2 separate regions of the Homo sapiens genome follow, and region 2 is linked to region 1. Evidence: chromatin loops called from intact Hi-C (ENCODE). Cell type or tissue: PC-9. All regions are shown on one strand. Each heading gives the region's core, and the rest is flanking DNA. Links, peaks and the distances in the headings are about the cores only.

Evidence for each region. Peaks named below come from ENCODE experiments on the same cell type or tissue, not always from the same donor. Only the 100,000 strongest peaks of a DNase experiment are listed, where the experiment ranks them.
Region 2: it touches region 1 in a loop (8-fold over the local background); 8 of 110 quality-filtered maps call a loop at or near these places.

Annotation. Positions count from the first base shown.
Region 1 is chr12:80,936,900-80,953,543 of GRCh38, forward strand. It overlaps LIN7A (lin-7 cell polarity scaffold A), which reads right to left and starts at 1,035. Exons shown (of 6, transcript NM_004664.4): 1 at 742-1,035. The coding sequence starts at 823. RefSeq lists a silencer at 163-372. In PC-9, for the core only: a CTCF peak has its summit at 9,867 (motif pointing left); no DNase peak of the experiment used is centred there.
Region 2 is chr12:80,404,960-80,421,603 of GRCh38, forward strand. No RefSeq gene overlaps it. Among named protein-coding and RNA genes, the nearest start is that of PTPRQ, 31 kb to the right of the region's middle. In PC-9, for the core only: CTCF peaks have their summits at 7,589 (motif pointing right) and 7,790; no DNase peak of the experiment used is centred there.

The DNA of each region.
Region 1 (16,644 bases), core at 8,724-11,223:
GAGAGGCTGGCGCGGGAGAAGCCGAGAGTTGCTATCGACCGGGAGCTGCCGGCGGCGGGAGCAGACGCGACCCTCGCCGCTTTCGATCTCGAAGCCGCGGAGAGCCGATCTCGGCTGCTGGGGCTCGGCTCCCCGCGCTCTGCCTTGCCCTTTCGGCAGAGGGCAGCTCCCTGCCTGCTGCAGCCCCGCCACTGTGCGCCCGGCAGCCCAGGGGTGCGCCCAGCCCGCCCCCCGAGTGGCCGCCGGGACTCCAGCAGTTGGACCGACCCTCGCCCTCCGGCGCCTGGACAAACTTCCTTCCTCCCGGGCCCCTGCGCCAAGCAAGCTGACAGGCGGCTCCCTCGCCGGTCTCCTCTGGGCTCTGGCCGGGCGAGCTTGCTCTCTGCCCCTCTCCAACCCCGAGCCCCTGGCGCCTATAGCCGTCCCCGCGCAGCGGCTCCAACAAAGCCAGAGGACCGGAGACGACCCGGCGAGGGGCTGGGAGTGGCAGCGGGGACCCCAGAGCCAGAAGGAGGCGTCCCCTCGGCGGGGCGAGTACAGTGGGAAGGGGCAGCGGGAACGTAGCGGGGAGAGAAAGGGGAAGAAAGTGTTCTGTTCTCGGCGCGAACGCCTTCCTGGCTCGTCCTCGTTCCCCTTCTCCTCCTGCCTGAGCGCGTCCCATGTCCCGTTGGGAATTGGCAGGCGGGGAAGGGAGGAGGGGAGAGGGGACGCGGTGGCCTGGCGAGCGAGCCGCTCCCTTACCTCTGTCCAGGGTGAGCGGCTGGACCACTGTCAATGTCGCCATGTCTGCCGTGGGAGCCGAAGTGACGCTCGGCTTCAGCATCAGCAACCGCTCGTAGTGAGAAAAAAAGGAGGAGATTGGGGGCGGGGGTGGAGAGGGAAGACGGAAAGGAGGGGGAGGAGGGGGAAGGAAGGAAGGTGGTGGTGGTGGAGAAGAAAGCTTGGGTGGGTTGGTAGCCAGATGGAGACGCAACTGTTCCGCGGCGGCAGATCTTCAGTTGCGGTGCGGAGCTGAGCAGGTATCCGAGAGCGACTGCATCGCCGGGCTCTGGGAGGGAAGGCTCTGCCCTAGAACTTTGCTATTCCACCCCCAGGAGCGCTGGGTGGGTGTAGCTGGCGGGTTGCTTCCTTTCAACTTTCCACTCTAATAAAATGGTCAGAATATACGTGTGTGCATGCGGGTGCGTGTGTGTATAAGGGGAAGAGAGAGGATGGAAAGGGGATATGGGGAAGGGAGTGGGAGATGAGTTTTCTCAGATTAAGAGAAATTGCCAATCCAATAATCCCATCCCCTTTAGAGAGAAAATGCTTCCATTATCAGAAATGTTTGGGATGTAATTACATTTGCAGTTAATTTCTGTTGAAGTTTTTCGGAATGTTGACCTATAACGGCATATAAAGATAACTGACTAAAGGCCAGCGTTCCATCAGTAGATGTTCATTTAGGACCTGAGTATATTGCCTGGAGAAAAAAAAAAAAAAAGGCAAACCTCTTAAAAGTGCTTCAAAATAAAAAACGTGTAGGTAAGTTTCTATCGCTAAGTTTTTCTTTTTCAAGCCACTGTTAATACATTACCAATTCAGTAAATGTAGCTTAGAAACAAGTACAGTGTTCAGATTTTCTCCGAATTTTTTACATACCACATCCTGTAAACATGCCCCACTCCCCCTCACCCACCCAGCAACAAAAACTTTGCTCTTAATGTCCAAACTGATTTTGGTTGTCTATGACTACGTTTGAAAAATATGTACCTAGCACTTTTCATGTTGATTTCTAACCAGTGGTTCAGAGATGCCACTTATCGATTGATTAACATATATGCCAGGAATTGAGATAGAAGAGTTACATTGCCTTGTGCCACGCCTTGATTTAGGAGTTCAATTTAGTCTCCGACTTCCTGTAGCCTGTAATCTAGTGGGAGATGGTGTTATTAAAAACCTGACTTTAGAGTCAGTTGATCAGGATTAAATTACGAGAGCCTTCAAATACTGGCTGTGACCTCTTCGCCCCAATAAAAAGGCTACTTTCACTATCTTGTCATAGTAGGGATTCATTTCCTGACTACGAAATCAAGAAACATAAAGAAACCTTCTATAAGCTGAATAGGGGTGACTGTGGGTGCAGGATTGGAAATGACAAAGCTGCCTCCATCTTGTTTCCTGTGACAGAGCTGAATTGTTTGGGCTAACAATAAACTCTAAAAGGCAGATACTGTTTTATAGCAAAATATTTGCATATAATTGATGCCATTTTCTTCTGATTACAGATAGGATTTCTGAAGGTCTTTTTCATTTTATAGTCTACAATTGAATTTTAAAAAACAACATTTCACCAATGTGGGAAAGCCAAAGATGATTGGCCATATATAGACTTAACAGACCCTAAGAACAAACCTAAAATAGTAGTTCGATATGTTTATTTTTATTTAGTATTTAAGAAAGAATGCTGATCTTGACATTTGAGTCTTAGTCATGTACTCTTCGGAAGTCACACAATCTCTCACTGATCCTGTTTCCTCCTCTGTCATACAATGGAAATAATATCATTCAATGTCACAGAGATCTGTCATATGAGGAAACTAATTCTACCTTGCAATCTCACAGAGTTTTATGAGGGTCTAATGGAGTCATACATGTGACTGTGCTTTGAAAACAGTAAAGAATATACAAATTTATTTATACAAGCATACATCCCCTGGAACCGTGTGGTAAGCTCTGTGCTAGGTGCTAACCATGCAAAGATTAATGAGATGGCCCCCTTTCTGCCCAGTCTTGCTTGGGAGACAGTGAGCAAACCATAAGCTTCTGTGCAGTACTCTAAGCACTATTAAAAGGAAGTGCCCTCGGTGGCCAGAGGTTGCAAAAACAACTTTGGTTTTTTACCGTTATTCACATGCCCTGAATTAAGCAACAGAAAGAAGTTGAGATGAGCGCAATGATACCAGAGTGTGTTACAAGCTTTTGCACAAAGTTATTAAACCTCACTCGGTAACTGAGGATAAAAGAACATACAAATCCCTTGACTTCTAATGTAGTTATTTTACAACATCCTTTATTAGGGAATATGTATTTAAGCAGCTTGATTCATCAGCCCAAAAGTCATAAATTGTACCCATTCCAACACAAATCCCTGATTGTGGTGTCAGTGAAGGTAGAGTTTTCTTTGTCTTTTTGTTTCCTAATGCATCCTCAGGACTAAACATTTCATAGCATATTTCTGGACTTCTGCCTTGAGCTTCCTATTTGAAATTTGCTCTGTCATTCTTTCTCTGTGTTGACTCTGTAGGGTTGTTGTTGTTTTTAAATCAAGATTAAAAGAGAAATTAAAAGGAAGCATAAATCACCATAAATTCATCTGTTATTATTTTTAGTAGTGGAAAGTTCATTCCCTTTAGCTTATGTCTACACAGGTGTAGAAAATTAATAAAAATTCATTATCCATTAGAATTTGTTTTTATGAATAAATACTATCTCTCCAATAATATTTGTGAATTTCGTTTTGAGACATGCAGGGATATACTTGATCTAGTCACATGCCAGTTGCTTTGCTGTGTATTTACCTGAGAATTGTTAAAATATTTGTAATTATGCTTTTATCTTAGCTATTTGGTTACAAAATCACTACACTCTTTCATTAAATGATATGTAGAAATTTAGTTTAATGGTAACTATATTTTCATGGAGTTAACTAATTCAATAAATACTTATTGAGCACTTATATGTGCCAGACTTGGTGCTAAGTTGGTCTCTCTTTCCCTTTCTTTCCAGCCCAGAGAAGTAGGTATTTTTATGCCGTTTTGAAGATAAGTAAACTGAAGCTCACAGAGGTTACACAACTTGCTTAAGAATAGTAGCACCTGGCTTCACAATCTCCTGTGCTTTCCACTAAGAAACATCACACTTTGTTCTTTTTTTTTTTTTTTTTTTTTTTTTGAGATGGAGTCTCACTCTGTCGCACAGGCTGCAGTGCAGTGGCGCGATTTCTGCTCACTGCAACCTTCGCCCGCGGGGTTCAAGCGATTCTCCTGACTCAGCCTCCCAAATAGTTGGGCCTACAGGCGCCCGCCACCATGCCTAGCTAATTTTTGTGTTTTTTATGGAGGCGGGGCTTCACCATTATGGTCAGGCTGGCCTCGAACTCCTGACCTCAAGTGATCCGTCTCCTCAGCCTCCCAAAGTGCTGGGATTACAGGCATGAACCACCACGCTGGGCCTCATCACACTTTATTCTATGTTGTTGAAGATTTAGTGATTTCAGCCTTTTATTTCAGAATTCCAGATAAGTATATATATGGTTATAAAATCTTTTAAGAGATATATAAATATATATCTATTAAGATATATATTTTTAAGAGATATAAATATATATTATAAATATATTTTAATATAATATTAATGTATTTAATACATGTGAAATATATTTAATACATATATATGATATATTATATGTATATATACACACACACATGTCTTTTCTCTCTCTCTTTTATTTTGTGTGTGTGTTGGCTTGAGACATAGAGAGAGGAATGGATGAAGGGAAGTTAGGTCAAAGGACAAAAGAACTATGATACTGGTTCCATTATATATACATATAGGTTAATATTTAAACAACTGCCTATTTGATATATAAAATCTGTTCTTAACAAAATCATTCAAAGCTATGTTAAGGTCGGTTTCACTTAATTGAATTTTTAAAAATTATATGACAAAATCTAGAGAAGGTTTGCATAGAGCATTAGCATACCAAGGAAATGTGTTTAGTTAGATTATAAATGAAGTATAATGAGCACAGTTTCATATGAGAAAATAGCACCTTCAAACTGGAGTTCTTTCAGCCTGGGTGTTAGAAATTGTTTTTGACTGATTCAAGATAACATGTTATCTTTCTTAATTCATACAGCTTTGTCAAAACAGCACTAGATTAAGATGAAGTGCCAACCAATACTTTGAAATTTAAATGTTTATTTTTTAAAACCATCATAGAATATCTTACTATATTTAGTTTATCTTTTTTTTTTGATAACTACTTATTTGTCTGTTCATTCAACAAACACTTAATATACTGACTATATGCCAAGCACTGTACTAGGCATTGGGGTATTGCAGTGAAGAAGAAAAATTTCCTGTTCTCACTTGGCTTGTATTCTCTAAGGAAGAGAAAGTCAATAAACAAACAAGAAAGAGAGCAATTAGTGACTAAGTATTGTGCAAAGAATGAATAAATTGATGACTAAACTAGATCTAGAATAATGTCAGAATTACAAAAGACAGGGATAGGGAGAATGGCCTTATAGGGAGCAGGAGAGAAAAGCCAGGGATGAGGAAGCAGGCACAGTGTGTATTTGGGTAAAATCGGCAGTTCATTTTGGAGTATAATTAAAAAAAAAACAAGCCTAAATAGAGCTATTGAGAGTTAGGTGGTGGAAGGTAATATAATTAATGAACAGAAATACAATGAACCTTTCATTAATTTCTTTGTGCCAACCATACAATAAAATGTATGAATACAATCTATGCTAAGAAAAATATTTGTATCATAGCATCTGCATTAAAAATTACTAACTTCAGAATGAAGAGTTACTAATTCAGAGTTAGATGTTAAAATATTTCGGATGAAATTAAAATATTAAAAGTAAATTCTAAGAGTGGGCGCGGTGGCTCATGCCTGTAACCCCAGCACTTGGGGAGGCCAAGGCGGGTGGATCACCTGAGGTCGGGAGTTCGAGACCAGCCTAACCAACATGGAGAAACCCCGTCTCTACTAAAAATACAAAATTAGCCAGGCATGGTGGTGCATGCCTGTAATCCCAGCTACTCGGGAGGCTGAGGCAGGAGAATGGCTTGAACCCAGGAGGCAGAGGTTGAGGTGATCTGAGATCACGCCATTGCACTCCAGCCTGGGCAAAAAAAAAGCAAAACTATCTCAAAAAAAAAAAAAAAAAGGAAATTCTAATTATTATTATTTTTTATTTTCTCCGAAAGAAATAACACTTCTCTGTTTTCACAGTTAGAAGTTATGACTGATCTTTCAATAATGAAATTTAAATTCAAAGCTTAGTTTTTTGTTTTTCTTTATTCATCCCAAATTCATATTTACATCTCTCGCGAATGTCTAGAAATACAAGAAATATTAAACAAACTAATTTTTAAAAGTAAAGCAGTCTCTTCTCACATTTGCTCAGGAGATGATATTTCTAAACTATTAGAACTCACAAACTTTAACAATTTAAAAAACATGTTTATTACCATTGTCATCTAAACATTTTAAATATATTTAACAGTGAGTAAAAAGTTACGCTTTTGTCCAACAAATTAAGCACCTGCAATATGCTAGGCACTATTCTGTGCCTGGAACTTAGTTTTGATGAAGAGAGACAGATAAAATACAAATTAGCCATTCAATCAGATAATCTTAGATATTGATTATCATGAACATTGATGTGTTGAAGCCTATTCACACTGTATGTGAGACCCAATAATGTGCATTTTGTCTCAACATCACTTTCAGTTATATCACATTGGTATCTTTTGATTGACCATGGTGGCAGTATTTAAACCATTGGGATTGGTAAATACTCTATTCCAATTTTTTTTTCTCCCTCTAGAGAGCCACTTGTTAAACATTTACCAGCATACCACAAAGTATATGATGACAATAAAATAGGATGTTGTGATGAAATATACAGCAGGGAAAGAGGTTACTTTAGAGTGGTCAGGGAAAAAGTCACATTGTACTTAATAGAACATTTTTTAAAATAACAAATCTGCACTGCACTTGATGTGTATGTACTGACTAGGACACAGGACTAGAGATGGAGTTAGAAGTAGGAGACATTCATATTTTTATGGAGTTTACAAAACAATTGGAAAATAAAAGCATAAAATTAATTACAAAATGATATATCAATAATAAACAATACTATAAATTTATATGTGTTAAAGGGATACAGAAATAAAAAAGGTAAGTGTGGATTGTGATGACTTTCTGGAAGCAATTTATGTTGACTTCCAGAAGAAACTTAGAAATATTTACTTTCTTGCATGTAGATAGGAGAATGTTTTACCTTTGAGCAGAGAGAGCTACTCTTTGCAACTTTGAATCAGAGGATTGCTAAGTAGACCAGGAACTTCTTCTTCTTCTTCTTCTTTTTTTTTTTTTTTTTTGCATTCCTGTATGTGTTTTATTTCATTTTTATTTTTATAAAATAAAAGGAATCTAAGGAATTTCATAAAAAACTAAAGAAAGAGGAGGGGCAAAATGAATATAATAGAGTCTCAGTGTGGCTGGGGAATCTTACCATGGTGAAGGGACAACACTGCCACCTGATACTTGGAAAGGACATTAATGATAGCTAGGACTTGTTTGTTTGGGACGCTGGCTTTATTTAAAACATGGTTAAAATGGCTTTCTCTTGAGGAGCACCTCAATATCTGACTTCTATCCCTTTAAATATAGCTTAACTTACTCCTTCCACCAGCAAAATTTATCTCTAATTTTGGTAGTATGGAATTAATGAAAGATATTAGGAAGAAACAGATGAACAGGCCATCTTCAAATTCTTCACATTCTTACACTGAACAGTAATTGGGGCTAGTAACAGAATTTACTCTAAGTGTGCTGGGAAACATACATGTCAGTAATTAGCAAGTTTAAGAGCTAAATGCACAATTAGCATGGACAGCACATTCAGTAGAGAATTCCAAACTCTCTTTAGTTTTATCCTCCAATGCTCTAATTTGGAGCAAAAAATGCTATAATTTTAGTTAGTTTATATTTAAATATCATCTTTCTGGGCCCAGCCTAAAACATAGAGTGCCCTTTTCTCAAAACTAATTAGGAGGATCAAATTATGCTCCTCTAAAACTGAGTTCCTTACTCTCAACTTCTGTGGTTTCCTGGCTTTTCTGGTCCTGGAGGAACTCTTACACTCTTGCCCCTCAGGTGGGCCTTTCTGACCCTGTAATCTCCTTATACCATTCCTGAGTCTATGCCATTACACAAGGCAGATCCACTTCCTGAAATGCAGTATCTCTGAGAAGTTTCCTCTTCTAAAGTTTTCTTAATTTTGCTTATTGCTTTAAGCATTTACTCACATAATAAATCCAGTTGTGACTTTATTGTAGTCTTTTAGGGATTTAACTAGAATGGGAGCAAACGAGGCAATTGAAGATGGTTTTAACTCTATGTTAGTATCTCAAGGCTCCTGTCACCCAGAATATTGCATAGATTAATTGTGGTAAACCAACCTGAATATTTTTATTTAGACCTCAAATCAAAGAAATCCCCAAAAAGTAGAGACAGCAAGCAAATCTCTGCCATCTTTATCAAGGTAAGATAAGCAAACAAACTATTAACTCTTTTATATATCTTATATATTCTTTCCTTTACAAGAGTTTTTGTTTTGGAATTTTAAACATAAGACAATGCACATGTCAAACAATTCAAAAGGTACTGCAGAAACCCACTCAATCACAAGTCATCAATGTTAAGAAGGATTTTTTTTGTATATTTAATACCATATATTGTATGAAATATATATAACATATATTACATGTGCACATATCTTTTTAAAATTCCAAGTAGAATTCTACTGTGCACTATATTTTGCATATTTATTTATTTTATTTTAGTGATATTTTCATATCAATACATATAGATCTATATAATTCTTCTTAACTACTTCATAACATTTCATTAAAATAGCCTGTCATAGGTGTACTCTCCGGTTGTTTCTAGGCTTTTGCTATCTCAAACAGGGCTATGAATGAAAATCAGTCTTGTTTATAGCATCTTTATAAACATGAACTCCACTCAATTATGACCTTGTCATTTTGAATAATCCAGTGCTAATGTGGCCATTTTCAATTTTGTGCTTCCAGATTATAATACCTGCGATGGATTTATTCCTGCTTCATTGCATGCATTCTTTCATATGCCATTTGTTACCACTTATTTATAAAAATGTCATATTTAATTGAATTTATAAAACCTAAAGTGATTAAAAGCAAAAAACTAGTCACCATAGACTGATGACAATTTTTCCATTTGAAATACGTGGTATCATGCACTATCCAGCTGACTATTCAGTAAGTCAAGAGATCATGACAATAATTTTCTACTAAGAAACAAATGGTATATATGTCTGAAGGAAGATAAAAATTAAAAGCCTAAAAGTACCGCTTTTTGCAGTGACTCACGCCTGTAATCCCAGCATTTTGGGAGGCCAAGGCGGGCGGATCACAAGGTAAGGAGATACAGACCATCCTGGCCAACATGGTGAAACCCCGTCTCTACTAAAAATACAAAAATTAGCTGGGCCTGGTGGTGCACACCTGCAATCCCAGCTACTCAGGAGGCTGAGGCAGGAGAATTGCTTGAACAGGGGAGTCGGAGGTTGCAGTGAGCCGAGATCGCGCCACTGCACTCCAGCCTGGTGGTGACAGACCAAGACTCCAACTAGGAAAAAAAAGTATGTATTTATCATGTACCACATGATGTTTTTAAGTATATACATCACAGAATGACATGTCTAGCTAATTAACATATGTATTAACTCATCATATTATTATTATAGTGATGAGAACACTTTACATCCACTCTCTTATGTCAAGAATACATAGATTACTAACTGTAGTCATTATGCTGTACAGTAGAGCCACTTTTAGATATTTGTTTTATTGAACATTTTATTTCCATTAAATGAAATAGTATAGGAACACAATGAAAACACAGAGATGTTTAAGTACTTTCATTTTCAAATAAAATGACATGTTGATTTATTAACTGAATCAAAAAGCTAAGTACAACTTAAAACAATAAATACTATTCTTTCATTAAATTTTATTAGTAGTTAGTAATGCAAAGACTATTTTAAAAGCTAGTGCATATAGTGCTCTCTACTGGCCTTATCTTTATTACAACTACAATCAGTGTCGAGTTTGTAGTTATATGGGAACCATCATGAAAATCTTCTATACTGCAACTACAATCATCGTCAAATTTGTAGTTATGTAGGAAACATCATGATAAACTTCTGTCTCCGAAGACTAATAGTATTTTAATTTTAATTTCTTTTTGTTTTCTCCTTTAGGGGTGTGTGTGTGTATATGTATGTGCATTCAAAAACATTCATTCTTGAACTTCTATACTGAAGTCAGTTGTGAATTCTGCAAATAAGTTGCTGGCATACATCATCACAAATAATCATGTAATAAAGAGAAAATACAAAAAAGATGGATGTAGAACAATAACCGAACTGAAAACATTATGCCTTACATAAGTCAGTAGCAGCTACAATGCTTGCTTTTATTGTCTTTGGAGAAAACAAGTGAAGGCCTCCCAGGAGCAGAATGGGTGGGTGTGTATATTTAGGAAATCATGGTGGACAGTGACCACCATCATAAGCTCCTTTCTTTCTTTCCTCCAACACTCCTTACTTCCTGCACCATCTTCTAAAGACTCCAGAAATCTTACTGGTGCTTTTTTAAAGCTTAGGAAAAAATGTTGGAGTGGTTATGAAAGACATTTGCTTCAGGAGAAATAGAGAGAGAGAGAGAGATTGGTTCATTTATTCTATAATTTCATGTCTAGTTGATACTAAGTGCCACATGCTGTGCTAAGCACTAAACATTGAGCGGTTTTCAAAACCACCAATACCCAACTGGAATTATTGGTATTTGTAGGAATTATTCCTCAATAATATAAATGCAATTGAGGAAAGTACATCGTGCAATGAGAAAGCCTGTAACTGGTACATAAACCGATCTGGGATTCAGAAAGGATATCTCCAGAGCAGTAACACTTACGGTATAATGTGAAGAATGAGTATTAGATGTTAACCAAGCAAAGGTGAGGGTTGTAGAGACCATTCCAAGATCAGGTACCCTATGGGGTACCTTAGGCATGAAAGCACTTGGCCCTTTCAAAAAGCAGAGAGAAAGGTCAATGTGGCTTAAGGAAGCAGAACCAGAGAGTCTGCCAAGCTAAGGTAAAAATAACAGGTCTTGAAAGCCACATGAGGGATTTTGGATTTCATCCCAAGAGAAATGGGAAGTTATGGGAGTAGTCTTAAATAGCAGAGTAAGTGAAATAAAGAGATTTGTATTTTCTTTAATATCTGAATGCAATGTGAAGAGTGATCAGGGTGCAGGGAGCAGGTATAAATTAGAAGTGACCATTAAAGAGGTTATTCAGCAATCCAGGTAAGAAAGTACAGTGGTTTGGACTACAAAGATGGAATTGAAATTCAATGAAGTGGATGGATCCCAGAAATGCTTGAAGGATAACACCCATGGCCTTTGGTAAGATTGTATGCAAGTGGTAAAGGAGACACAATATTAAAAAGTGCCTCCTAGGCTTCTGACATGAATGAATGGATAAATGGCGGTAGGAAATATTGAAGGAAAAATTGGGAAGAAAAGTTAGTTTTCAACTTATGAAGTTTGACATCAAAGTTTGACACTTTTGAGATGTCAAAATGGTTATGTCATAATTGATGAACTATGAGTCTGTAGCTAAGAAAAGTCCTGAACTAGAGGTATAAACTTGGAAACCATTTGAATTATAATTGAAATTACTAGAGAGGAGGAAACCACACAAAGAAAGACTACTGAATGGGGAGTGTCTCACACTAAACCCTGATGAAATCCTACATTTAAAGTTCATATAAAGGAAAAGGATCCAGGAAAGGAGAAACAAGAGGTAGAAGGAAAACTAAGAGAGACTGATAACATACACAGCAAGGGAATACAAAAGAAATGGGCGCTGTGTCACAAGCGCTGCTGAGAGAATAAGAGCCAACCTGAACAAAGACCCTGGATTTAGTGATATAAGAAACAAAGCCATGTACTGAGACCAAACTAGGTCTGAGAAGAGTACAGAGTATTGAAATAAATATTGCATAGAGGTTTTTTTTGTTTTTCTTTTTTTAAGTGTGTGTGTGTGTGTGTGTGTGTGTGTGTGTGTGTGTATATATATATAAAACTTACATATATACACATATATGTGTATATATAAGTGATATACATAAGTTATATACATATAATGTGTATATATATGTTATATATATAGAAGTTATATATATAGAGAGAGTTAATAAAATGTATATATATAGAGAGAGAGAGAGAGAGAGAGAGTTAATAAAAGTGGATCGAGGTCCAGGTTTAATCAGTTTTTGAAGGATCTGCTTCACCTGAGTTGATGGATACTGCCTTGGCCATATAGGTTCTTCCATTCTCAATCCTCTTAAATGCCAAAATATGGACTCTATGAGTAGCTTTGTGAATTACTTCTTTTAATAGTCTTCAAAGTAATGCGTAATACTCTATAGTTCGGCTATTGCTTAGTGGCCTCAATTTCTCCATAGAGCACTGAACTGATTTGGAGCAGATGATCTTTCCCATCATGACTGCCTGACTGAGTAAACGTGGATGGAGGAAACCCTCATGACTCCAGGAAACTTCCTGTTCAGGATTTTCCAATGTGGCCATCATTTTTCTAAAGCAATACACTGCTAATTCTATATTGTTTTATGATTAATGTTTAGTACATGATTCTAGGCCTACTAAAATATTTGAAGCTGATTTTTACTTCTTTATTTCTATTTGATGTTACTTACTATGCACCCATATACATTGATTCTGTCTTTGGTGCACACAGAGAGAAAGCAACTCAAAAAAAAAAAAAAAAAGAAAAGAAAAGAAAGAAAGACAGCCCTGATATTGACAAATATATCATAGAACAAGTTGCATCCATCTGAACATGTTGCTCCAGAATCAAGACAAAATATGAAAACATTTTTGAGCCATAATGGAATTTGATACTCATTACGAGTATCAAATTTAACCAACAGTGGAAAATGAAATGAGACCCAGAGAGATTATATCAACTGCCCCACTATTCCTAGTTGGTGAGGAACAGGGCTGAGACTGAAGTCCAAGTTTCAACCAGTCCAGTGCCCTTTATACTACACTGTGTTATTACACTAGATTGTAAATTCCACAAGTAGAGGGACAATGTTTGTTTGCCACTGCATATTCATTGCTTGGCATTTTACTGATACCCAATAAATATTTGTGAATAAAAGAAGTAGAAGGCCAGCACAGTGGCTCACGCCTGTAATCCCAGCACTTTGGGAGGCCAAAGCAGGTGGATTGTTTGAGCCCAGGAGTTCAAGAACAGTCTGGACAACATGGTGAATCCCCGACTCTACAAAAAAAAAAAAAAATACAAAAATTAGCTCAGCATGGTGGTGCGGCCTGTAGTCCCAGCTCCTTCAGGTGGGGTTTGAGGCAGGAGGATCACTTGAACCCAGGAGGTCAAGACTGAAGTGAGCCATGATCACACCACTGCACTCCAGCCTGGGCAATAGAGCAAGATCCTGTCCCAAAATATAAATAAATACATAAATAAAAGAATGAGTAAGAGAACAATATACTGCCCAGCAAATAATCTCCATTTAAAATACATTTTACAATGGAAAATCAGTTCAACTACAGTTATTAACTGCTCACTTTGTACAAGATGTTTTATCTACTATGTTCTATGGAGATTTACAAGAAAAAAATAAATAAAATGTGGCCCTTGCCCTACAGGAACTTAATATTTATCACAATTCTCTGCAAAACAGGGTAGGACATGGTAAGCACCACCATATATAAGAGATATGAACACAGTATTACATGGAACATGGAAAGCTTCATGAATATGGTGGTATTTATGCTGGATCTTTTAAAACAGAAGAGTTTTTAGGTGGAGGTAGGATTGAAAAACATTTCAGTTGAACTAAACAGAATGTCTAAATGTACACTCAGGAAATGATGGTATGTGTTTTATTATTGAAACAGTCTACTTGTCTGGAACATGGGAGACATGAAGGAAAGTGGAAACCTGTGAAAAGTAGAAAGAAGCTGGTAGAAAAGGGAAAAGAAAGATACCACAGGGGGCTCTGAGAGTTACCTTAAGGAGCTTAAGATTCATTCAGTCTAAAGCTTTTTGAGCAGGAAGGTGACAGGAGGTCCTTCTTGCCAGTGTATTAAAACTTATTATAGAAAAATGATGATGAATTTTAAAAAGGTATAATTACAGAATGTCAAACAAAATTATCCACATGAACTAATGATATTCTATGTTAATATGAAGAGAAGAGATTCATTCTCAGGTCATGGAGACAGGCCTTCACACCACACTACAGCTTGACTCATTGGCTGGATGGCCCTCCATACAATTTTCTTCAATGTTCGCTATGGCAGAAATGAAAAAAACATTACTTTTTTGAAGATTTATAAGTCTGACTGTAGAAAAATCAATGGTATACAAAGGAAAGTATGCAGTGGCCTAAGTGTAAAATTCTGAAGACCCACGTTTTCTTAACATCCCACACCTTTCCTAAAGTGTCCCTTTATATACCCCCAAATAACTGTATAACTGTATTCTTTTGTGAATACCCTTTAATTATAGTAGCTTATCTGATCCCAGGTAGTATAAAAACATGGTAATAATTAAGTCTCAAGATGGCTTAAGTATTAACAGACTTGTAAATAAAGAACAACAATGAAATAATGAAAAAAAGCATGAGAGATTTTGACGGAATAGGATATAAAAAAATATTGATACTACATCAGTGATGAGAGGTTCATTCTGGGAAGCTTTGGGGGAATTATTAAGGATACCTATTTATTTCAAGATGAGTTCTGAAATGATGATGTATTCATTTAGTTGAAATGTTTTGAGAACAATGAACTAGATGAAGAGAGAGAATGGCTATGGAGATTTAAATGGTGGTGCATACACTGCGTCATTTATGTCAGTTCTGTTATAATTACCATTAATCCCAATTTTACAATAAGAGACAAAGCCTAAAGAAAATGTAAATATCATGGAGCCTATAGAAATGACAGAATATTATCACATGGGAAGAAGTTCTTCCCCCTTCCCTCAGGTCTTTATGTGGATTACATTGCCCCATAGATTTTTAGCATCATAATGTTTTAGTACATAATCACTGGCATTTTGATTCAGACTACTGGAAATATAAGACAAAGATGTGTGTAAGACAAATATTAAACATACACATGGGATTTATCTACCATTATCATGTGGGATGTATGCACATGATATAATTCTTGAAACAGAGTATCTACATTTGATGTCAGTGGAACTTTCACATTAATAAATGAGATAAAATATTTAGGGAATAAGAGAGATGGTAAATGAGCAGGTTAACAATTTTGTGTTATGTGCAGCTCATAATTGTAGCTTTGTGAAGAGCTCCCACTGAGTCAATGGGAAGTGTGGGTAGAGGTTAGTGCCAGGTTAATTGTTGTATTCAACATCTATCAGGAGAAAAAGTGGAGATAAAATTGCAGCATTTATGTTTTTTCCTTTCAATTTTCCTTCATCTCAATACTTGTTAGGTTTTCTTCCCTTATTATTTATATCCATGTGTGAATTTTTTTCTTCCCCTCTCTCTTTGGTTTACTGAAGAAATATATGTCATAAAATTGACTTTCAAGGCATTAAAAAAAATAAAGACAATGTCATTCACCTATTCATTTTCAATATAAAGTTGAAAATATAGTTCCATGGAAAATATTACAAGTAATCTGATGGAAAAATAGATTTTGTAAGGAAAGAAGTGTTTTACCAGCTGTCTCTGTGGCATGCTTGGGATTGTAGTACACCAACAATACTAAACCTGCAGGTAATTTTAATTATCATCTGACAAGTCATTTTTCTTTTTTAGTAGTTCTCTAGCCCTTTGGGATTCACTCCTCTCAATGACTATAGATGTTTCTTCCATGTAATGAAAGAACTTGAGACTTCAAATGTGCAGCTTTCCAATTCTCTATGAATCTTCCTCTTTGCAATGTGATTTAGAGCTGAGTTATAGTATAATTATATGTCAAGGGTACTACTATCTAACCTTTCATCAACTCCAGGTTGACGTCTTTAAATTTGAGGCTTGAAATTACTATACTATTTTTTTACTTCTTTCTTAATTCAGAAAATTAACATTTATGTAAATTAAAGAACATCTGCATTTTACTACTAGTCTGATTTTACTTCTCACCTACTTATTCTTTCTTATACTCACCTTCAAATTTTCCATATCTATGTTTGTTTTTACTTTCATCTCTTTTATCAATATTAATATTGCCTTTCTAAATTTTTACTTTCTGAGACATTCCATTACTAAATTTGGAAAGAATTTACACAAATCCTGAGGGAATTGATAGCAAAAAGAAAAATGAAACAACCTTCTGTGAACTGTAAATGTTCATGTTTATTAAATGCAAAAAATCATTCTTTAAAGAGGAATAAACAAAACTACTTTTGCTTTGTGTCTTCACCTTTTGAAGAGAGCTCTGAAAAAAAACCCATCAGATTACATATGTTATTGAATATTTTAGTGAAAGAACCATTCAAATTAAATTAGTAAGCTTTGATGTCATGTATGTGTTTAAAATCACTGTTGAATGCTTACCTCACTTAAGTTTTTTGGGAAAGAAGTCTATTTTGACAAAATAGTTATTTAAAATTGTAACTTATTTTTTATAAGTCTGAGTACATTCTATGGCAAGCATATATAATTATATTTGTTCATAGGCTTATTGGTGATTTTGAGGAATTTTTCTTTTATCTCT
Region 2 (16,644 bases), core at 6,357-8,856, 530 kb before region 1:
TCAATTTTAGGGTCTTCCTAGTTTCATGTCTTTCCTCCACAAGGTGGGAACAGGTAGAAGGGGACAGAATCATAGATAGCTGATGAGGGCAGGACACTCTTTGTGACGGTCTGAGAGTGTCATTTTAATATCCCCTACAGGAATAATAAAAAAGATACAACACATGTATTGTACAAGTGAAGTATAGAAACACTCAAATAGGAAGAAAAAATAAAATAAGGTAATTAAGCGTCCTTTCTCCTGTGGGGAAAAAAAAAGACAAAAGATCTTCAGAACTTTCTCACATATTCCTACTGTGTTGAGTTGAGGCACTGGTAGAATATTAACATGAACTGATGTGCAATATTTTCTCTGAACAGGCTGCTATTTTCTCCAGTCTTTCTGTGGTACATAATCTTGGAGAATAACGCTAAGCAGCCATTCCTGCTTTTTTTCTGGAAGGTAAACACTTTTGAAGTCAAGTGACTGAGAGCAAAATTTTTAGCAAGCATTGTGTCTAGTACTCCAAAATAAAAAGAAACCTGAAATGTGATAAAAAGTTTGCTACCAATACAAAAGTAAGGGAAAAGAAAGGCAATCTAAAGTAAGGTTTTCTTTAGAAAGAAAAACATCGTTTTTTATTTTAATAAAGTTATAATTGGACAATAATTCTGCATAACTAATTCTTACAGCTATTTAAAAAACCATGTTAATTGGTGGTAGTTTATTTGCTCCTTGATTAATAAACAAAGCTTTAATATTTTTATTGGTTTGAAAGTAGTATAGGGAAGGTGCACACTTAATACTATGAGGTTTTCATAATTAACTTGTATACATATTAAGAAATATAATTATGAAATGTTATATTACTGAATTCATCTTTAACAGGGGATTTTTCTTTTGGTAGGATCGTGTTCACAAGGATGGGCAGCATTAAAAAATAACTGTTATAGAATTAACAATGACAGTAAGCCATGGAATATAGCCCAGCAACATTGTAAGTTATCCTTAAGTTCTGCACACCTTGTGGATATAAAAAATGAAGAGGAAAAAAGTTTTGTATTTTCGTATCTCAGGTCAAACAATCAAATAATAATATGGACTGGTCTTAATGATATGAAGGTCAGTAAATGTAAAGAAATACATATATTGTGATAAATGAAACTTTATTATCTATATTCATTCATGCATTCTTTATTCATTGATTTCTTCCTTCATTAATTCAATACAGTTTCTCTTTCTATAGATACCCAGTTTAATATATTTTTAGGCATCTTTTTTAAAACCTAATTTTCCTTTAATTTTGGTATTCCCCAGACCATTTCTAAGTTCATTTGAGTGATTTCATCCATTTCTTCACTCAATTTATCACCTGAACCACCAATTATTCCTAAATTCTTTATCTAGTCTACTTTCCTCTTATGAGTCCAGACATATATCTAATTTTCTTCTGATTATCCCTCTGGCACTTCTTGCAGACACTGTAACATTGCCAAGACTGAACTTGCCTTCTCCCTCTAATCAAACCTGTTTCACTTCCTTTATTCCTCATCTCTGCAAACAGTGCAATAATATGAACCCCAAAACATGAAAAGTGTTTTTCCATTTTCTTCTTTTCACTCCACACATCAGTCTTGTGAAGCTCAATTTTACTAAAAGCAATACAGAAAGATCTGGAGATTTTATTTAACACTAGTGAAATCAGGAGTGTGTAACATTTTTCTTCAACATTCCTAACACTTTGGAAAGTCTCATGAAACTTCATTTGGTCAGCATTTTGTAGAGAAACTCAAGACCTAACATAGTCATCTCTGTCTGTCTGTGTTTTCTTCTTGATGATCCACTGACTTTTATTTCCTGGCACTCAAAGATAAATATGTTCTCCTTGAGATATCCTTATCTATAGTGAACTAAGGCAGATCCTACCAATTTGATGCCAACTTTCCTGTGGAGCTTTGCATAAGCTTGGGAAAACCTCTAGGAATCCTTAATTGCATTTTAAAAATTATTATTTTATTGAGTTTTCTTTATCTTTTAATAGGCAATGAATGAAATTCTAATAAAGATTCCTTAAATCACAATTCATCTTAGACATCTCAGACTCCCTCTCCCAGCATGCCAGTCTCTTCTTAGCAAGTAGACCAGTTAATGTGTGTGTGTGTATATATATATATATATGTATATACACAACTATATATGTATACATATATAGTTGTGTGTGTATATATTTGTGTATATATATACACATATACACACATATATATACATACACACACACACACATATATATATACACACACACACACACACACACACATACAGTTGTTTCCTACTGTTAGCATGATATATTAGGAAATTGGGGCACAGGGAGATTCACTTGCCCATATGGACATGCATCAGATGCTACCCTTAACCATGATATTTTGAGGTTGACATCAAAGTTACCTGCTACATCATAATCCCCATGGTAGGTTCAGAAAGTAATTACTCCTTTAAGTAAATCTGTGCTGAATAAGTGCAAAATTGTTACTGGACTTCAAGGATGGAGAGTGTGTCTTATTCAGCATTCCATTCCTGGCTTCAAACTGGGGTTTGGTACTCAACAGGAACGTAATGAATGAAAGATTAATAGTCTCTTTCTTTCCTTTTGGGATGCTTGCATAGGTAACCTTCATTTAGTTTTCACCTTATAGTTGTAGTAGGTGCTATCATTATTCCCATTTTATACAGGAAAATAGATCTTAGAGAGATCCTGGGGCACATAACTTATCAATGCCCATTCCAGGCCTTGAATTTATATCTGTCTGACCAACTCTCATGCCCTAATCACTTGAAATACTATCACTGATCATATGCCTATTTTTAAAACTACAACAATACATATGTAATAAAGCAGACTTTTTGAGGAAATAGTATTTCTTCATTCTGTTAGGTGGAATTTGAATGCATTGTTTTAAAATCTTTTTAAAATGTCCAGAGGAAACAGGTCTCTTTAATTCTTACCCATGCAGCTTGGTTGGTGCTGTGCTTGATTTTGGGGATGGTCTGATGACCAAAATATAGACATAGTATCTGTTTTCATAGTGTTAATTATCTCTGTAAGTATTACATTTATTTTTTAAGGAGGTGTTATGTATTCGCTGTATTATAAACATACTCTCTAAAACTATTGACAACTATGCAAAGTAGTCATGATTATTTCCATTGCACAGGCAAGAACATTTAGTTTCTAAGATTAGTAGTTGCCCAAGAGTAGATAGTTAAGTGTCAGAAATATAATTAGTATGCAGGAGTATTTTGTCAAAGCTTATACTTTTTTTCAACTACCCCTTTCAAGAAGGATAGATATATGACAGATATTTATTACTTGTGAAAATTGGGTTGGTGACATTCACCAAGGACATCCTTTAGAAGGAAGGTATCAACAACCTCTCCTGACGCATGCAATTTATTTGATGATTTCAAATGAAATAACTAACATTTAATGAATATTTTCTCTGAGCCTCATTGTGTTGAGCCTTTGAATGTACTGCCTCTTTAATCATTACAACAACCTTAAGATGTAGTTTCTATTATTATACTCATTTTACAGATGAGAAAATAGAGGCTTATTGCGAGATTTGCAATTCGCCTGAAGACATATGGCTAATGAGTTAATGAAAGTCAACTCTGTCTCTTGCTGCTGCTGCTGCTGCTTCCTTCTCCTCCTCCTCTTCTCCTCCTCCTCCTTCTCCTCCTCCTCCTTCTCCTCCTCCTCCTTCTCCTCCTCCTCCTTCTCCTCCTCCTGCTCCTCCTCCTCCTCCTCTTCCTCCTCCTCCTCTTCCTCCTCTTCCGCTTCCTCCTCCTCCTCCTTCTCCTCCTCCTCCTCTTCCTCCTCTTCCACCGCCTCCTCCTTCTCCTCCTCCTCCTCCTCTTCTTCCTCCTCCCCTTCCTCCTCTTCCACCTCCTCCTCCACCTTCTCCTCCTTCTCCTCCTTCTCCTTCTCTTTTTTCTTTTTTGACATAAGTCTTCCTCTGTCACCTAGGCTGAAGTGCAGTGGCTGAAGCAGAGATCACTGCAGCCTTAAACTCCTGGGCTTAAGCGATTCTTCTGCCTCAGCCTTCCAAGTAGCTGGGATTACAGGCATGAGCCACTGGCCTGGCTCCAGCTGCTTTATCATGAAGGAAATCTACATAAAAATATTAAACTGGTTGATAATTTTAAAATCTTAGAAAATTTTATAATGAAGTTATGATTATTAAAATTTTCAAATACACATATTTGAAATGCAGTGACTGAAGATATCACACTTTTCCTTTTAATTGGCTTAATTTGTTCATCTTATTACAGAAAGAAGGTCTTCTTACATGGGCAGATGGATCATCTTTTGGCCTTAAGAAAAATGAAATATTTTCTTTTTCATTGCTATCCAAGAATGAAACACATTGCTACATTTTACAGCAAAATGCAACTGGATCAAACTATTTCTTTACAAGATTTTTCTGTTACGTTCCATTGCCATATGTTTGCGAATATGAATGTAATTATTTTTATTATTCTTTCTTATATTCATGCAGCTTTTTATTATTTAATTTTAATTTATTTATTTCATTATGGAATTATAATTTGTAATTAAAAATAATTATCTTTTCTATTTTTTCAGTACCTTCTCTGCAGGAAAGCTTTTTGCTTTACATAAAGGATGTTGGAACAACTGAAGTTGTATTATTTGGAATAATTTGAATTTTTGGAATAATTTGAATAAGTGGGTGAAATTGGGATATAAGATTATCATTAAATATTCTTTAGATTATACAGAAGAACAATATTTTGAAAGCATGCCCCCAAATACTACAGAAAAAGCAATTACCCAACTGTTTCCTGGTCATATTTATAGATTTTTACTCTTCGCAATAAATGAATGGGAGGCAAAAACTACTTTAAGTCCAATATTCACTGTAGAAACACGTAAGTTACAAGACACCTGAAAATATAATTTAAAAAATTTTTAATACTGTCATTGGCAGATATTTTATGAGGGTCTGGTATTTTCTCATATAACTCTGGAGATACCTCTGTATTTAATCATTTTAGGCTGGGTGCAGTGGCTCACGCCTGTCAGCCCAGCACTTCGGGAGTCCTAGGCGGGTGGATTGCCTGAGGTCAGGAGTTTGAGACCAGCCTGGCTAACACCGTGAAACCCTGTCTGTACTAAAAATACAAAAATTAGCCAGGCATGGTGGTGCACAACTGTAGTCCCAGCTACTTGGTAGGCTGAGGCAGGAGAATCACTTGAACCCAGGAGGTAGAAGTTGCAGTGGGCTGAGATCATGCCACTGCACTCCAGCCTGGATGACAGAGCAAGACTCTGTCTCAAATAATAATAATAATAATAAGAGTAATAATTTTGTAATCAATCTGTTTATGCGTTGGTTTTTCTGTTAAACTACAAACCTCATGAAGACATGAACTATGTCTTATTTGTCTTACAGTACCAGCTAGAGTAGTGCCTACCTCATAGGGGATGATCAATAAATTTTTGTGGAGCTGTATTTCCGATATGTGCTGAGAGCAGGAAAGGGACAGCTATGCATCCCTGCCTTTAATAGGCTCACACTGGAGACAATTAGTAAAGAATAAAAATAAAAGCAAACAAAACTATACAGCAAAAGAATAACCTAAATATCCAACCAGTGGTGCATTTAATAAATGCTAACTTGAATTCATACAGTAGATGACAGGAGAAGACTCATGGAAAGGAGAGGCTTAGACTGAAATTTGAATGAAGAAAAAGCATGTTGGGAGCAGCAGTGCAGACATAAGAATTTGTGTAAGAAGACTTGTGCAGATTGACTAGAGAAGATAATTTCCTTGGGCATGAGGGTAAAATCAGTGTGGGAGGTAGATGGTGCCAGACTTGGGAGTGGCAGGGGTATCTGTCTCAGATGCTTGGACTTGACCTTAGAAGCAATGGAAATCCATTAAGACTATAGTTTCTAGCACTTGTTTTACATTTTACAAAGCACTTTCAATGCATTATCTCATTCGGTCCTTGCCTCAACCCTGGGAGTAGCTATATAGAAATGAGAAAACTGAACTTCTGGAATGTTAAGTAAACTGACTAGAGTAACATGCTTTGTTAAGCAACCAAGCCACACAAGAACCCAGATGGTCTTATTGTAACTCCTGAGCTGTTGCTCCTAGAGAAAGAATCAAGAATGTGTTAGCACATGTATATTGAGGAGTGGGGGATGGATATAGTTTCGACGCCATGTGCAAGGTACTATAATAAGAAAATTAATCTGGAAGCATTAATTAGGACAATCACTGGCACTGGATGAAATGGTTAGAGTAGGGAAACAGTTCTGTAAAAGGATGAGTGCCTGTGTTGCAGTGATAATAAGAACGAAGAGTGAATAACAAAGTCTCTGCCCTCTAGTCTGACAAGGCAGAAGAGGTAAGAGACATATATAATGTATGACCATTAAATGCCATGCACACTGTTTTGGTAGTGAGAATAGTAAAATAATTATTGAACAATAGCGTGTGGCAAACACTGTGCCAAGTGTTTTACGTTCTTCATCTCATTTAATCTTCACAAAAGCTTTATGAGGTACCTACTAATGTAATTCCCATTTTGCAGTCAGAGGGGGTAGGTAATTTTCTCAGGGAGTGAAACTATAAAGTGGAAGAGCCAGGACTCACCCCCAGTTTTTGTTTCTTTTCCAAGCTAGAGTATTTGGAAATATTGAGAAGTGAGAGAGTATTCTGCCAAATCATGTTACTAAGCAACATATTTTTTGGTTGTCTTTATCTCCCAGGCCCTTTGTCAGCCCAAAATTTCAGAGTTACACATGTTACCATAACAGAAGTATTTTTACACTGGGATCCTCCAGATCCTGTATTTTTTCATCATTACCTTATCACTATTTTGGATGTTGAAAACAATACATCAGAAGAGGTGCTTGTTGAAAAACGCAACACAGCAACCATAGTTGGAGACCTCAAGTCTTTTCATCATTATCTGGTATATCTATTCAGTGTAGCAGAAAGAGGAACTTTAAGTTGCTTGGAGAAACCACTTTCAGTCATTACAGGTAAGCATGGCTGCGTATTGCCTTCTACTAAAAAATTCTAAACTGATAGTTTCTGTTTCTGTGCAATTTCACCGTTATGCAATATATCAATGTAACCTGTACACTTATCCCAAAATCTAAAATAATAAAAAGAAATAGTTAACTGCATATTTCAAAATATTATTTTGCTGATATTTAATTATGTTGATTCTTCATAAGTACAAATAAGTTGAACATGTTTTTGAATGTTGAATCACAATTCTAAGCATGTATTCAAAAATACTAAATTTATTTAGATTTACATGAGCTCTTTAAACATTATTCCAATCTGCATTTTTTTCTACCAAAGTCCCTAGAAGACATCTTTTTTTGTCATAGCCTTGGGTGGAAAATAAATTTATCTTTATTTATCATAAGATAAACAAATTATCACATGAATATTAGTTCACCCAGTTTTTTTTAGTAACACTAGACCCAACGAACAGGTCTGCATATTTTAATCAGTTTTACTTGGTTCTTTATTTTCTCACACTGTGTAATGTATTGACCTCTAGGGGGCAGTCTCATACTAGCATTTTTGGCAAATGCATTTCTACCCTCCTCTTAACCTCCACATAGCAGTTTTTGAATCCTTGTCCAGAACATAATCATTAAAGTAATCGATTGTTTTAATTAATAATTCTATTTATTCCATAAAATATAAGGACGTATTTTTAAAAAGATAAAACATTATCTTACAAAACAATGCATAATTAAGCACATTTTGGCAATATATTCTTATAAGTGTAGTGTGTGTTGTGTATTTGACATGCAGTGTGCAAAGTTCTTTGGAATTTCAACAGCTAAAATTTAAACACCCTAGAGCTGAAGTAGGTGGAATGGAAAACCTGCATGTGCACAGATATAGATTAATTAACCTTCCTATACTTATTGGGAATATTTAAGATTCTTTGAAAATAATAACAATAATAGATACAATTTAATGCTTACTAAAAACCAATGCTTAACATACAAGTATTCAGTATTGCAAATCCTAATAAAAATATTTTTCCAATTGGATAGTAGCAGGTGTTTTCTCTTCTCCAAACTCAGACTAAGTATCCTTCCATTGGCAAATGCTTGGTTTGTTGGGTCCTTTACACTTTAGGAAGGTGCTTTCATTTTTAATTGACAGATGGACTAGGAGGATTTCTCACAGATTTATTAATTTTGAAGTCGACTTAAAATCTTCTAGGAAATATACCTATTTATTTCATAAAAGGTACAATGTGAATCAGCACTTTTAATTTTTTGGGGAGTCATTTGCTGTGTATTTTTACTGTAAGCTGATATACCAGTGCATGTCCAGGATTTAGTAATCCAGTGTTCCTTTACTCTCTAAAGCTTGAGGAATTATTCTTTTTTTCATTCATTATTCACTCAATGAATTATTTTTCAGTATCAGGAACTGAGCTAGGCACTAGAGATACAAAGATGAAGAAGACCTAGTCTCAGTAAGAATGAGACAAATAAGTTAACAGTGATAGTGCCGCATTATAATTGCCATTAGAGTAGTTATGCTGTGGATACTATGGGAACATAGAGAAGGATCAGTTAGCCCAAACTCAGGGTGCCGATGGTCATGGGTAAGTGATGGGCTTAATCATGAAGGAGTAGAAATTAGCCAGCAGGTGACAGTAGGGAGGCAGAAAGATGCTGCAGGTAGAGCAAGCAGCATGTGCCTAGGCAAAGGACAGAGAAAAGACATTCAACAAAGCTGACCTAGGAAAGCTAGAGAAGCCTTTTTGAAGACACTAACATTTGAACATTAGGAATGGCTAGAGAACAGAGGGGCACGTAGGGAGAGTCTAGAAAATGTAAGCTAGGCACAGAATGTGAACACCCTTGATACATACTCTGGAGTATATTTTATTTAGTAACACTGAACCTTTTTGGGGTCATGGAGCCTCTTGAGAATTTAAAAAAAATTAACTCTTATGAAAATGCAAATACATGCACAGACAATTTTGTAAGCAAATTCAGCGCTATCACAGACCCACCAAATCCCAGCGTTTCCTCAATCTCTGCTTATATGTGGCATTCGGTAGATTACATCTAAGTCCTCCACTGCAGTAAATGTTTAAATAGATTTTTAGGTTTTGCAAGAATATAAGAATAATTTTCTGAAGTTGTTTCACCCTGGAATCTTATTGGATAGTGTTTCTAATTGGATTACTCTGGCATTTTCTGATAATTTTACATAAATAATTAACTTAAACATCAGCTACAGTTTTGTGAAATTAAGATATGGGATGCAGACTAAGGGTTCCACCCAGAATATTTTCCTGAGAAGTTAAAATGTGATATTAAATTGTACTGATAAAGAAGTCAACTTTAAAACGGATAAAAGTTCAAATAATAGTTTCGGCAAACTATAAAAATCATAGAGAATTCTTTAAAGATTTTTAAAGTAAAACTACTAAAAAGTTTAAAATTGCATAATTATCCTTAGAGATATGAACTAATGATTATTGTAGCTGAGAACTATTAAAAGATCAGGAAAAACATACTATAGGATAAACAATACTATAAGGAAAACATTTACAATTTCCAGAAAACTGTATGATAGGAAAAAAATCAGAAGGCTTGGTATTCAAGGAAACGGTGCAAGGAAATAGGCTGAAGTATCATCTTCAGTTATTATTATAAAGTATCAAGAAGATTCTCCAATGATATTATGCATGAACAGTGAGCATAACCTGCTAATTTCCTCTATATTTCTAATAAATATCACACCTTTCAAAAATCAGAAAAGTAGTATAAAGTTACAACTGTTTTATAATAAATACCAGCTCTGAAACTTTAAAGACATCTATATGTCAATGACTCATAAAGTTATATCTCTATATAACTTTATATAAAGCCTAGACTTTTGTCCCAAACTCCACATTCAAACATCTAACTGCGTATGCATTATTGCTCATTTGGTTATCTATGAGATGTTTTAAATTTAACATGCCCAAAACTGAACTCCAGGTGTTTCTACCCAAATCTGCTTTATCCACAGCCCTTCTCAGTTCATGGTAATTTTATTCATCCAGTTGTTTAGTCAAAAGCCTTGAAGTTGTTCTTGACTCTTCTGTTTCTCTCACAACCCATTCCCAACCTGTCAAGAAATCTTGTTTGTTCTGTCTTCAAAATAAATCCAGAGTCACACTATATCTCCCCACCTCCCTGAGTGCTGTTTTCATCCAGGCAACCATTCCACCTCACCTGGATTATTGGGCTGGCTCCCTATTTCTACCACTGGCCCTCCATGTGGTCTGTTATTAATGTCACGGCCCAAGTGAGTCTTTAAAAATAGGAATGATCATGCATCTGCATATAACTCAGTAGTTGCTACCCATTTGACTTGGAGCAAACGCCTTTGAGAACTTGCATGAACTGGCTTTCTATTTGCCTCTGACCTCATCTTATTCTCTCCTTCATTCATTCTAGCTTTCCTTCCACCCTTGAACACACCAGATAAGCTCCCACTTTAGGGATTTTACTAGCTGTTTCTTCAGCTTTAATACTCTTCTTCCAGAAATCCATATGTCTAACTCTCCAATCTCCTTCACCTTTTTGCTGAAAACCCTATCTTTTGAAAAACATCTGCCCTGAAATCCCTACTTCATACCACAACTTCCTCCTTAAAGCCACCACACTCTTCATCTCCCTCACCCTGGTTACTTTTTACTTTTTCTGCAGCACTTATCACCTCTGAAGTTCTATATAACATACGTACTTATTTTATGTATTGCTATTATCTATTCCACCTATTAGAATATGAACTCCATAAGGACAAGGATCTTTAGTTTTTACTGATGTACTCTACCTGCCTAGAAGAGTGCCTGGCACTTGGTAGGTGCCCATATATATTTGATTAAAACATGAATAATCTCAATAATGGGAACATTACTCTGATGGCACTCTTGAAAGTATGAAGAATTTGCCAAACACTTGAGGATTATATTTGTTTCCCCTTGACTTGTAATTTTTACATTTAACCATTTTAATAAATTTTGCATAGTAATAAGAATACACTTTTCTCAAAACTTGAGTGCTTTTCAAGACATGTTGACATAACAAACTGTAAAATTTACTTTGAACATTAATATTGAATTATTTTCACTCAATAGCATGAATAATGCTAACTAATAAGCTAAGATGTGTGTATGTATTTATTTGTTTACTTAAGGTATTAATCCACCTCAGAAAGTTTATGTAAAACCTGAAGATGTGGGAGAAGACCATATAATTCTTCAGTGGGAACCTTCACAAGATGGCCATGAGATCTACATTCAGATTAAATCCATATCAGATCCAAGTGAAGTCATGAATAGATTCAAGATTGATAATTTAATCCCTGGAAGTAGGAAGTCCAAGATGGGCTGCTTGCGATGAATGAAGAAAGGGAGAAACTTAGGCTTTTAACTTGAGTAATTTGGGTGCTTGGTGATGACACTGAAGAAGAGAAAATTATTGGACCTTACAGTGATTCTAGCTGAAAAAAAAAATTGGTCCAAAAAATTATGCAATGATAATGTCCACACTCAACCAGTGCTAGATCTTCCTATTTTATCATCCAAAGACTAAAACTAAATTTATGTCTGGAACTTCCATGCTTAAATTTCTAAGAAAACTACCTAAAGATAATTATAATAAGAAGTAGTTATAAAAGAGAAAACTAAGAAAGAGATATTACCAAGAAGAATTATTTAATGCCTATAAAACAACCCACTAAATAATTATTGGCATAGCAGTAGGAGTAAACTGTGAAGTTGGAAAATGATTTTTCTCCTTAGTTCATGTTTTAGCAGTCTGAGGTTAGAGAATGTCCCCATGTTATCCCAGGGTCTGTTTTCTTTCTCAAAAACTTGAGACATTTAATATATTATTTCTAAATTTCCTTCCAGGTCAAAATCAAAAGCCTCATAATTCTTTGCCTCCAGGGTACTTAGCATATTTCATCCATCTGCCATCTAAAATGTAAACTTGTTTTGCCTCTGTTTCTAGAGCTCTTGTGAAATCTTGTTCAGCTGCGTATCTCCAGCCTAAATAGAGTTCCTAGCTCTATGTAATTCAATTGTTTGTCAAACTGGTATTCAACATGGATGCAGAAACACATATTAACATGCAAATCCTAAGAAGAATAGCATTCTGGGGTTTGAAGTTAGGACAGAGATCTTGCCAATGCTCTCATATGATATATAATTCCCAGGACAGTGTCTCTGGTCATTCAGGGCTTCTGTAATTCATTTCCAAAATTTTCCCCATCATGGACCTAGTCTACTCTCTAGAACATCACAAAGCAAACCCAATCTATGGTTCACACGACAGGCTGCAAATGTTTAGAGACATTCATATGGTGTCCCTGGTTCCTATATTTTCTTTCCCTGTGGGTAATTATCTTTAATTCCTTCAAGCACTCCACTATTTCTCGTGGGTGTTCTATCCAGTTCGTAGGCTTGCTATCAGATTTAGCATCACCAGATTATTTATCAGGCATCATTTGTATTGCCTCAAAAATCCTAAAGCAAATAGTAACCTGTCCCAAGGTGCATAGGAACAAGTTTTTTTGCATGCATTCATTCAACAGATATTTATTGATACATATAATTTACCACATTGTATTTCTCTCTCTGCCATATACTTTGAAATAGTCAAGCAAGAGAGGCATTTGCCTTTTATGGGCATGTAGAAGAAAATATAATTTACACATACTTTTTTTTCCCTTTCCCCTTTGAAACTTATCTGTCTGTGCCTCTCTCTAATTTGTCCTGAACATAACCAGCAGAACTTGATCTCTAGCTATGATTGTGCACCTGAACCATAAAATGTGCCCTTAGGAAGAAGGCAGTGCTTATGAGCACAGACCATGGAAACAAATTGCCTGGGTTTGTATTCCAGCTCCATGATTTAGCAGCTTCTTACATCCTTTGCAAAGTCACTCAGGCCCTTTGGGTCCTCAGCTTCTTTCTCTCTAAAATGGGAATAATAATCATAATCTTATCTGTTTTATGAAAGTAATGTAATTTAAGGACTTGGTGCCTGGCACCAAATAAGTGCTATGACAGTGTGTGTTGTGATTTTTATTTCTCAATAGGAGTGGAGTGGTGGCCTTGGGGAGCTATGGCCATGCATAGTGGGAAGTAAAGCCATTTCAGCAGTCTGTGTGATCTCTCTTTGTTGGAGGAATTAACTATACCCAGGTTTTCTTGAGGGAAAAAGAACTATTGGAGAGTTGGTGTTTGAATTTCCTTTTTTCCCCTCTTGACACAGGAGAATACATTTTATGATAGGAGCATCCCTCAGACTTTGTTCTACCTTGCCTATAATAAAAGGCTTTGAAATTGGCCTAGTTCAGTTCACCTCATACTGAAAAAAAAATCTTGTATAGCCCCTGATCTTACCACTTCTTTTGATAAAGCTTTTACAGGAGAGCGGATAAGGATAGAAATCACAGTCCGAGGTAGAAACTTGACGAAAGTCGCCAGTATGTGGCAATATGTTTCTTTTATTCTTTTTTTTGTGAAATCTTTTCTCATATGATTTTTCCAGATCAGGATATAATTTTTAAGACAAGACAGAACTCTGTCCTATTCTACACCTTTCCAGCCTTGGTGATTATAGTGTCATGCATGACACAGCTTGGCTTATTTTCTAGGACAGGTGGAAATGATCGAAAATCCCATGCTTACTCACTAGAGGGGATGACATTGATTTTTACATACTTTTAGAACCTACATTAGACCATGCCTATTTAAAGTCACCTCTCTTTTTAGAAAATGTCTTCAGTGCCCAAGAACATGGAAGTGAATTGGTTCTATGATTATACTTGTCACTCATTTACCATCCCAAGATCTTTTAATTCCTGCTTAAGCCATACTTGGAAGCTTTCATAGATCATTGTCCACAGATTCAGATGTATTAGATATGTGTGGGATGTTACTCTTGTCTTGGGAAACTCATAGTTACTGTAGGACTTTTATAACTGAAGGGGGCTATGCAGAATTTAAAGAGAAAACCCACAGAAAATATTAGTGATGACGGAAAAATAAAAGTTAACATAATATAACTGGAGAAGGAAAACTATGATAAAACTGCCTCGAAACCCAGTAGTACACCATATGGAACTGGTTATGGTTCATTTATTGAACATTTCCTCATCACCAGCAAGAATTGAAAAGGCAAAAAGTTTGCAAGTTCCAGCTCACAAAAATTTGTGGAGCTAATGCACTGATTTTATGTTCTGAAATTCTCATTATAGGTGTGTGTGGACATTCTTTCCTAAAGTACTGGCTCTGGGTAAAGTAGCAGAATAACATTATCAAATATTTAACAGTAACTTGGAACAACTTCCATTGTATCAAACCAGATGTCACAAATAAAACTGAAAAGGAAAGGCCATCTAATTATGCTCTGGAGGGAAAAAATTCATTTTCAGATTGTATATTTTAGGAAAAGATATCTGCTTGGGAGAAATGCAGGCTTAAGGAAATATTGGATGCTATCCCCATAACCCACAAATCGAATTGAAATTAAAATTGACCTGAGAAAGAAATAATGTTACTAGAAATCATCTCAAATTTTAAATCTGCTTTAAATAGCACAGTAGAGAATTGAGGTACAATCAAAATCTTTAGCAGAGTTCAAGGAGAGTGTAAAATGTAAATGAATCCTTCCTCCAAACTGTTGCCAAAAATGTGTTTCTAAAAATGAAATTACATGCCTGCTCAAAATCCCTGTTGCCTCCAGGATACAGTCTGACCTCCATAGCATGGCATGCAAAGCCCCTTACAGACACATTCAGCCTCAGAGGTGGCCCTTGTATGCCCAGTCTCATTCCTCTCATGCAGCCTGTCTTTTAACCACCCAGAGTGCCTGCTGCATGCCTGACACTACTCTAAGTACTTTATATATGAATGCAATTTCTTATGTAATCAGCACAGTGACTCTGCAATGTAGATGCTAGTCTCCTTCCCATTTTAGAGAAGAAGACCAAGGCAGAGTGGCTAAGTAACTTGCCAAAGAATACCCTGCTATTAAAGGGCTAAAAGAACTTGGTATTCCTTGAACACATGACAATGTGCTTTTTGGTTTCTATGCCTTGCCCCTGATTTTCTTTTTTTCCTGGAATTCCTTCATTACTCCCTTTTCCCCTTCACATGTACTGTTTCTGGTAAACTTGTACTCTTTCAAGACTCAGATAAAACATCTTTAACTCTGGAAAGCCTTCCCCAATTATTTCTGCTGACATTGGTGATTTCCTCCTCTGTTCTAAGCAAGTTTTTTTCATGTCACTAGCTCAGGTCTATTTGAGATTCTAGTTAATAATCTATAAATCTCTTTCCTGAGATTGAGAACTCTTTGAAAGCAAGAACCTGGCCTTATTTACTTTATTTGAGCACTAATCCTTGTATATAGGTTCTCAAAAACATTTACTTAATAAATAGATTAAAAGGTAAAAAATAATGAAAAAATCTCAGATTTGTGTTTCTTGCGATTGTTATTGATAATGAATAAATGAAAGTTAATTATGTACTTTCAGTATATATGTATGTATAGCCTGTCAGAATATCTACCTTTTTTCTCTGTCTATTGCTAACACAGTAGACATAAGTTTAATGCATAAACATTTATATTCTCACAAATTCTGGAACATGCTAGATAAAATGCAGAGAAATATGATTGACCTTTAAAAGGTACTAATTATAAATCTTGTTTTTATCTTTCAGAACCCAAACCAGTCTGGATTGTTATCCCCTATGAAAGTCATAGTACCTCTGTAATCTTATTTGTTCAAATGCCCAATGTTGAAGTGTTTGATGGACTACATATTGTAATTGAAGGAGGGGCAAATGTGACCATGGCTTTACACCATGGTAATAAAATAACTGTTGACAATTTAGCTCCAGACACAGAATATAATTTCTTTGTTTCCATTATCAGTGGGACTAAATTAAGTGATAGGTATTATGTGCCTGCAGTAAAAACATGTATTTTAAGACTTGCAAAGCTTTTTCTTGATTTTAATTTTGTGTACCATTTCAAATAAGTGTCCACACTTAGTTTAATGTAACCATTTTCAAGAATCTTTTAAGGTAATTTTAAATGCCTCACTATTGAGCCAGATCTTTAATTACCTGTGTATAGGTAGAGCTAAATCTATGTGAAGCTGAAACTCTGTGAAGAATTTTTTTTATCTGTCCTTTCACAAAAAGAAATGCTTGCATTTTAACCAGAACTTTGAATGACTTAATCAAAGAGCAAGGAATGTGACTAATTTTAAGCCAATTATGAGAAAAAAATTTTATTTTTGAGCCTAGGAGACCTGATAATATCTTAGAGCACGTGATCTAAGACTGTGCTTGCTATTCCCATACTGACATTTGTCTGGAAAAAAGTGCATATTTTCCTAAGCTTTTTGAATATTTAAAATTAATTTTTGTTATTATATATATGTGCTGTGTGTTTGTTTATATAAATAGTTGCATTTTTAGATTCATATTGTTTTATATTCTCTTTAAATCACTTAAAAATTCTGCATATATTAATATTGAACATGTGGAACACATACAATTTACCT